Regions from separate parts of the Homo sapiens genome. Here region 2 is linked to region 1. A link is a contact called in ENCODE POLR2A ChIA-PET data. All regions are on one chromosome and are shown on one strand. Each heading gives the region's core, a stretch centred on a gene start or an enhancer-like site at or near the end of the contact. The rest is flanking DNA. Distances are from core to core; before and after follow the strand shown. Region 1 overlaps LINC02815 (long intergenic non-protein coding RNA 2815). Region 2 overlaps RAB4A (RAB4A, member RAS oncogene family).

Region 1 (2,944 bases), core at 247-2,746:
AGCATGATTTCAAGAATCAAGACCAGGTCTTCTGATTCTCAGGCTCCATACACCAGGAGATACTTTTGTTTATTGTTTGTTTGTTTTTAAGATGGAGCCTCGCCCTGTTGCCCAGGCTGGAGTGTAGTGGTGCGACCTCAGCTCACTGCAACCTCTGCCTCCTGGGTTCAAGTGATTCTCCTGCCTCAGCCTCCCGAATAGCTGGGATTACAGGCGCCCACCACCACACCCGGCTAATATTTGTATTTTTAGTAGAGACGGGGTTTCACCATATTGGCCAGGTTGGTCTTGAACTCCTGACCTCAAGTGATCCCCTTGCCTAGGCCTCCCAAAGTGCTGGGATTACAGGTGTGAGCCACCACATCCGGACCCCAGAAGACACTTCTGGATGATGCTGGTGCAGTGATCAGAGATCTAGTCAAGTAAATGGATAGATATCAATACTACAATAGTTGATGTCAGGGACTGAATGTTTGTGTCCCTGTAAAATTCAAACCTTGAAATCTAAACCCCAATGTGATAGTATTAGGAAATGGGGCCTTGGGGAGATGATTAGGTCATGAGGGTGGAGCCCTCATGATGGGATTTGTGCCCTTTTAAGAAAAGACATGAGGCTGGGCACAGTGGCTCACTTCTGCAATCCCAACAGTTTGGGATACCGAGGCAGGCAGACAGCTTGAGCTCAGGAGTTCAAGATCAGCCTGGGCAATGTGGTGAAACCTCACCACTACAAAAAGCAAAAATTAGCCAGTGTGGTGGCCCATGACTGTAGTCCCAGCCACTCAGGAGTCTGAGATGGGAAGATTACTTGAGCCAAGGAGGTTGAGACTGCAGTGAGCTGTGATCATGCCATTGTACTCCAGCATGGGTCACAGAGCTGGTATGCCCATGCCAGGGCAAGACCCTGTCTCAAAAAAACAAAAGAAAAGGCATGAGAGACATGACTTTCTCTTCACCATGTGAGGACACAGCAAGAAGGTGCTGTCTGTGAACTAAGAGGCCAGCCCTCACCAGACACCGGATTTGCCAGTGCCTTGATCTTGGATTTTGCAGCCTCCAGAACTGTGAGAGTAAACGTTTGTGATTTAAGCCACCCAGTCTGTGGTATCTGCAGTCAGTTTCCTGACAATGAACACCTCTGCTGGAGAATATATGTAGAAAGAAAAGAGTGAAACTCAAATTCATCAGCTGAGCTGATGTTTTTATTTTTGCTTTTTCCAGTTTTCTTGCCACCATTAGCATCTCATCAGCTTGGAGATGATCTCAAGGTTTTTTCCAGATGGCTGGGTCTACCTAAATTTATTAATGCAAGTGGAAATGTGACTGTTGATCCTCAACCCAAACCCACAGAAACAGAAATGTGCAGCCAAATTGAGAGACTCCTGGCCAATCACCATTCAAGAAAAACAAGGCTGACTGTTTGGTAGGACAAAAAAGCCTTGGCCTCACTTGCTAAGGCTAAGGCTACTAGGAGGGCCAAGTTCAACAGCCCAGCTGCAGCCTCCTTTGCTCTGCCTCCTCCCCACCTTCTGACACAGCAAGAAACCTGGCCAACGGAGGGCGAGGGTCAGGGAGCTGTGAGCCGTGTTTAATTTGGCTTTTTGAACACATAGCACCCTGGTATCCTGCCATCTCTGGCCAGATTTAATTTAAAGCAAATCATCTTTTCCATTTCTCCCACCATCTCTGCATATGTCTTCTTCCTAAACATGTGGATTGATTATTTATAATAATGATCATAGTCAACATTTATGGAGCACTTAGCATACAACGGGCCCTACAACAAACCCTAGACTTAGATTATTGTGTTTGACTCTCACAACAACTCTTAACAAGGAGGTACTGCTATTGTCCCCATTTTTCCCATGATGAAACTGGGGCTCAGAAAACACGTAACACACTCAAGCTGGAAGTGGCAGATCAAGGAATTGCATTCAGATGGTCCAAGTTTAGAATCTGTGGCTTGCCCTCTGCAATTTTTAACACAATTGCTTGATTTATTCATTTCCTTTTCCCGCAAACTCTTATTGTGGAGTATTCAGTGCTGAACGTTTTGTCTGTCTCCTTGATTATGGAGCATGGTGGTCCCAGCTGAGCCTACATGACCACCAAATAGGGGACTGGGGAGCCCAGAAAGATTTATTTGCACAGCTGATCCACTTAGGCATTTCTAGATTTCACCTGAAAGAGAAGCAGGAACAGTTTAGGAGGCTCAGGGCAATGGGAAATGGAGGGGACTTTGTGCCTGTGTCCCAGTGTGGCTCAAGGACAGGAGGTGAATGAAGCAAGGAGTATGAAGCCTTCAGTCCAGCCTGTGGGGTTCTCGGGAGGGACTTTGTGAGGTTGGAGTTCAAACAATGCTGTTTCTGGGCCCACAAGACCAAATGAACCTACAGTTGGTGGAGAGCCTGTCCCTCATCTTCTACCTCCAGCAGATTGTGGACAGGGGCAGGGTTGTATTCAAAATATTTAATGCCCAGTATGACGTTAAAGCCAGCACTAAGCAGCTGTAACTAACGTACGCAGCTGTAAACAGCTGGTACGTCCATGCCAGAGTGTGGCTGCCGATCGTCTGCCCTGGACATGGGCACCCAGCAGTTCCTGGGGGAAAAGCAGCAGTGTCTGGATGATGTGAATTCGGGTGAGTACACCTGAGACAGCGATGGGAGGACACTGAGCGGGGGTCAGAACCCTCCAAATGAGTGTTGATGTGGATAGTTTTTCTGGACCTTCAGGCTGGTGATACCTGGGAATATTTGGATTATAATTAGAAAGCTGAATTAAACAACCATCTCCTGAGGTTATGGGAGAAAAACTGGTTTTCTAATTGGTCACTTTCCAAACTAGTTTTGTGCAGTCGCTCACCCCGAACCGCCCCCACTTACATACTCACATCTCTTCCCAGCCCCCACACATGAGTCTGTGTCTTACTTTCCCTAGATGT
Region 2 (2,944 bases), core at 322-2,821, 180 kb after region 1:
CAGCCTGCCTTGACTGGCCATTTTAAAGAATTCTGTTTGATTTACCAAGAGTGCTGTGGAATGTATCTCTGCTCATAGCTTTTTCAGTGGTCACTCTGTGTATTACTTCATATATACATAACTTATCATAGTTATATATATATATATATATATATATATATATCATAGTTTACTGTTGTCATCTTTTTATCCTGTCTTGTTTTAATTGTCTTAAATATTTCCTTTACATATTTTAGAATCATATAGATAATACTATTTTTCTTAAACAGTTAAACATAATGAAGAAAACTCAAGATAAGAAGGAAAGCCTATTGTATTTGCCCATGTTTTTGCTTTCCATGTTCTTTCTTCCACTCAGATGTTCCAAGATTCCTTCCTTTATCATTTTCTTCCTGTTTAGAGAAATTCCTATAGCTATTCTTTTGCAGGCAGATGTCCTGGTGATAAATTCTGTTAATTTTTTTTTAAATCAGAGAATGTCTTCATTTACCCTTTATTCCAGAAAAATAGTTTCACAGGACATAGGGCTCTGGGTTGAAAGGTTTTCTTTCTTTGAGCACTTGAAAAATACAGTCACTCTCTTATGGCCTCCCTGGCTTCAGATGAGAAATCTGCTGTTATTCGAATTGTATTTCCCTTGTAGATATGGTATCATTTTTCTCTGGCTACCTTTAAGACTTTTTATTTGTCTTCAGTTTTCAGAAGTTTAATTATGATGTATCTTGTCATGGACTTCTTTGAGTTTATCCTGTTTGAGTTCATTCAGCTTTTCAAATCTGTAGATTTATGTCTCTCACCAAATTTAAGTTTTCAGTGCTGTTTCTTAGAGTGCTTTTTTCAACCACTTTCTCTTTGTCCTCTCCTTCCAGGACTCCAGTGACATGAATGTTAGATCTTTTTCATTGTCTGCAGGTCCTTGAGGCTCTGTTTATTTATTTCAACCTTTTATTCTTTGTTGTTCAGATTGGATACTTTATCATTTTGTCATCTAGTTCACTGATTCTTTCCTGTCACTTCCATTCTGCTGTCAAGCCCATCCACTGAACTTTTATTTTGGTAGTTTTATTTTTCAGTTTTAAAATTTCTATTTGGTTCTTCTGTGTATCTTCTAGTTCTTTGCTGAGACTTCTAGTTCTTTGCTGATGATTTCTAATTTTTTCATTTGTTTCAAGCATGCTTGTGTTACTTGTTGGATATGATGACTGCTTTAAAATCTTTGTCAGATAATTCTAACATTTGTCATCTTGACATAGGAATATGTCTGTTACCTTTTTTCGTTCAGTTTGAGGTCTTCCTGGTTCTTGGTATGATGAGGAGTTTTCAACTGAAACGTGGATATTTTTATATTATGTTATAGGACCTTAGATCTTTATTTAAATCTTTTAATTGTTTTCCTCTCTTGGACACTACCTTATCACTGCCATCATGTCTAGATTCTGGAATCTAGAAGTTCAGATTCCCCACTTGCTTCCATTGACACATGAGAGGAATTCATCTTGTTACTGCTGCTGGGTAAGGATTAGAATGTTCTCGTCCCTCTTTCCCTGGTGACCTCCACTGACACTGTGCCAGGGGCACACAAGAGCTCATTACACAGCCAGCAGAGATGAAAGCCCTAGCTCCCTACTTGGTCTTCTCTGACACCATCTTTGTGGGGATATTGATATGCCCGGTTGTAGCCTTGCAAGGGTGGAAGTTTAGGCTCCCCATTCGGCCTTTGCTGGCATGGGTACAGGTTGGACCATAGTTTTTGCTGTGGTGCTTGGCTAGAATAGAGTCATTATTGTGTAAGAGTTTTCCTCTCTCTTGCTTGGCTGCCCCTTTTTTGGTCCCATGGCTACAGAGAGCAGGCTTTTGCTAGGACTTTTTTTGTCTGCATCCATTGGCATTTCTGGGTTGCCAGCTTGTTCTGCTCCAAGCCTAGGATACAAGAGGCAAAAAGAACCCAGGGAACTTCCTTCCAAATCATTCCTTGGGCCCTGAAATCCCGGGTACACTGAAATCTCTGGTACACTGGCCTTCTTTTGCTCCACTCTTTCAGAGTCTTTTTTTTTTTTTTGAGACGGAGTTTCATTCTTGCTGCCCAGGCTGGAATGCAGTGGCACAATCTTGCTTCACTGCAACCTCTGCCTCCCAGGTTCAAGCAATTCTCCTGCCTCAGCCTCCCAAGTAGCTGGGATTACAGGTGCTCACTACCACGCCTGGCTAATTTTTTTATTATTATTATTTTTAATAGAGACATGGTTTCATCATGTTGGCCAAGCTGGTCTCAAACTCCTGACCTCAAGATGATCCACCTACCTTGGCCTCCCAAAGTGCAGGAATTACAGGCATGAGCCACTGCGCCCGGCCTCAGAGTCTTTGATATTTCTTTTCTAGGGTGGTTTTTTTTGTTGTTGGTGTTGTTTGGTTTTTTTTTTTTTTTTTTTTTTTTGGACTGAGTTTTGTTCTGTCGCCCAGGCTGGAGTGCAGTGGTGCAATCTTGGCCCATTGCAACCTCCACCTCCCAGGTTCCAGCAATTCTCCTGCCTCAGCCTCCTGAGTAGCTGGGATTACAGGCACCCACCACCACGCCTGGCTCATTGTTGTATTTTTAGTAGAGACGGGGGTTTCGCTGTTGGCCGGGCTGGTCTCGAACTCCTGACTGAGGTGATCCATCCGCCTCAGTCTCCCAAAGTGCTGGGATTTACAGGCATGAGCCACCACACCCATCCTTTTCTAGGGTTTTTAGTTGTTCTTAGTGAGAAAAATAGGAAAAAGTTCTTCTACTCCATTGTCTTGGAAGTGGAAGTCCACCTGGGCTTTAAGGGTAATTTTTTTGCACATCAAATGCAACAATGATGGGTTGTTGTTGCCCCTCTTCTCAGCCCTGTGAAGATAGTACCCCGTTGCTTTCGGACCTTTGGAATCAAGACACCTAGTTTCTTTACAAGCCTTCTTTCCT

The links. ChIA-PET counts read pairs that join two places held with the same protein, here RNA polymerase II (POLR2A).
Region 2: POLR2A ChIA-PET joins it to region 1 with 38 read pairs in activated T-cell. The contact joins two enhancer-like sites. POLR2A ChIA-PET finds 5 or more read pairs at or near these places in 2 of 52 experiments (OCI-LY7 and activated T-cell).

Annotation. Positions count from the first base shown.
Region 1 is chr1:229,103,800-229,106,743 of GRCh38, forward strand. The region is part of intron 2 of LINC02815 (long intergenic non-protein coding RNA 2815); the gene reads right to left. Among named protein-coding and RNA genes, the nearest start is that of LINC02815, 49 kb to the right of the region's middle. Within about 2 kb of position 1,497, at least 3 of the 41 ENCODE cell types and tissues checked have a DNase peak (open chromatin) inside an H3K27ac peak, as active enhancers do.
Region 2 is chr1:229,281,685-229,284,628 of GRCh38, forward strand. All of the region lies in intron 1 of RAB4A (RAB4A, member RAS oncogene family), which reads left to right. Among named protein-coding and RNA genes, the nearest start is that of RAB4A-AS1, 12 kb to the left of the region's middle. Within about 2 kb of position 1,572, at least 2 of the 41 ENCODE cell types and tissues checked have a DNase peak (open chromatin) inside an H3K27ac peak, as active enhancers do.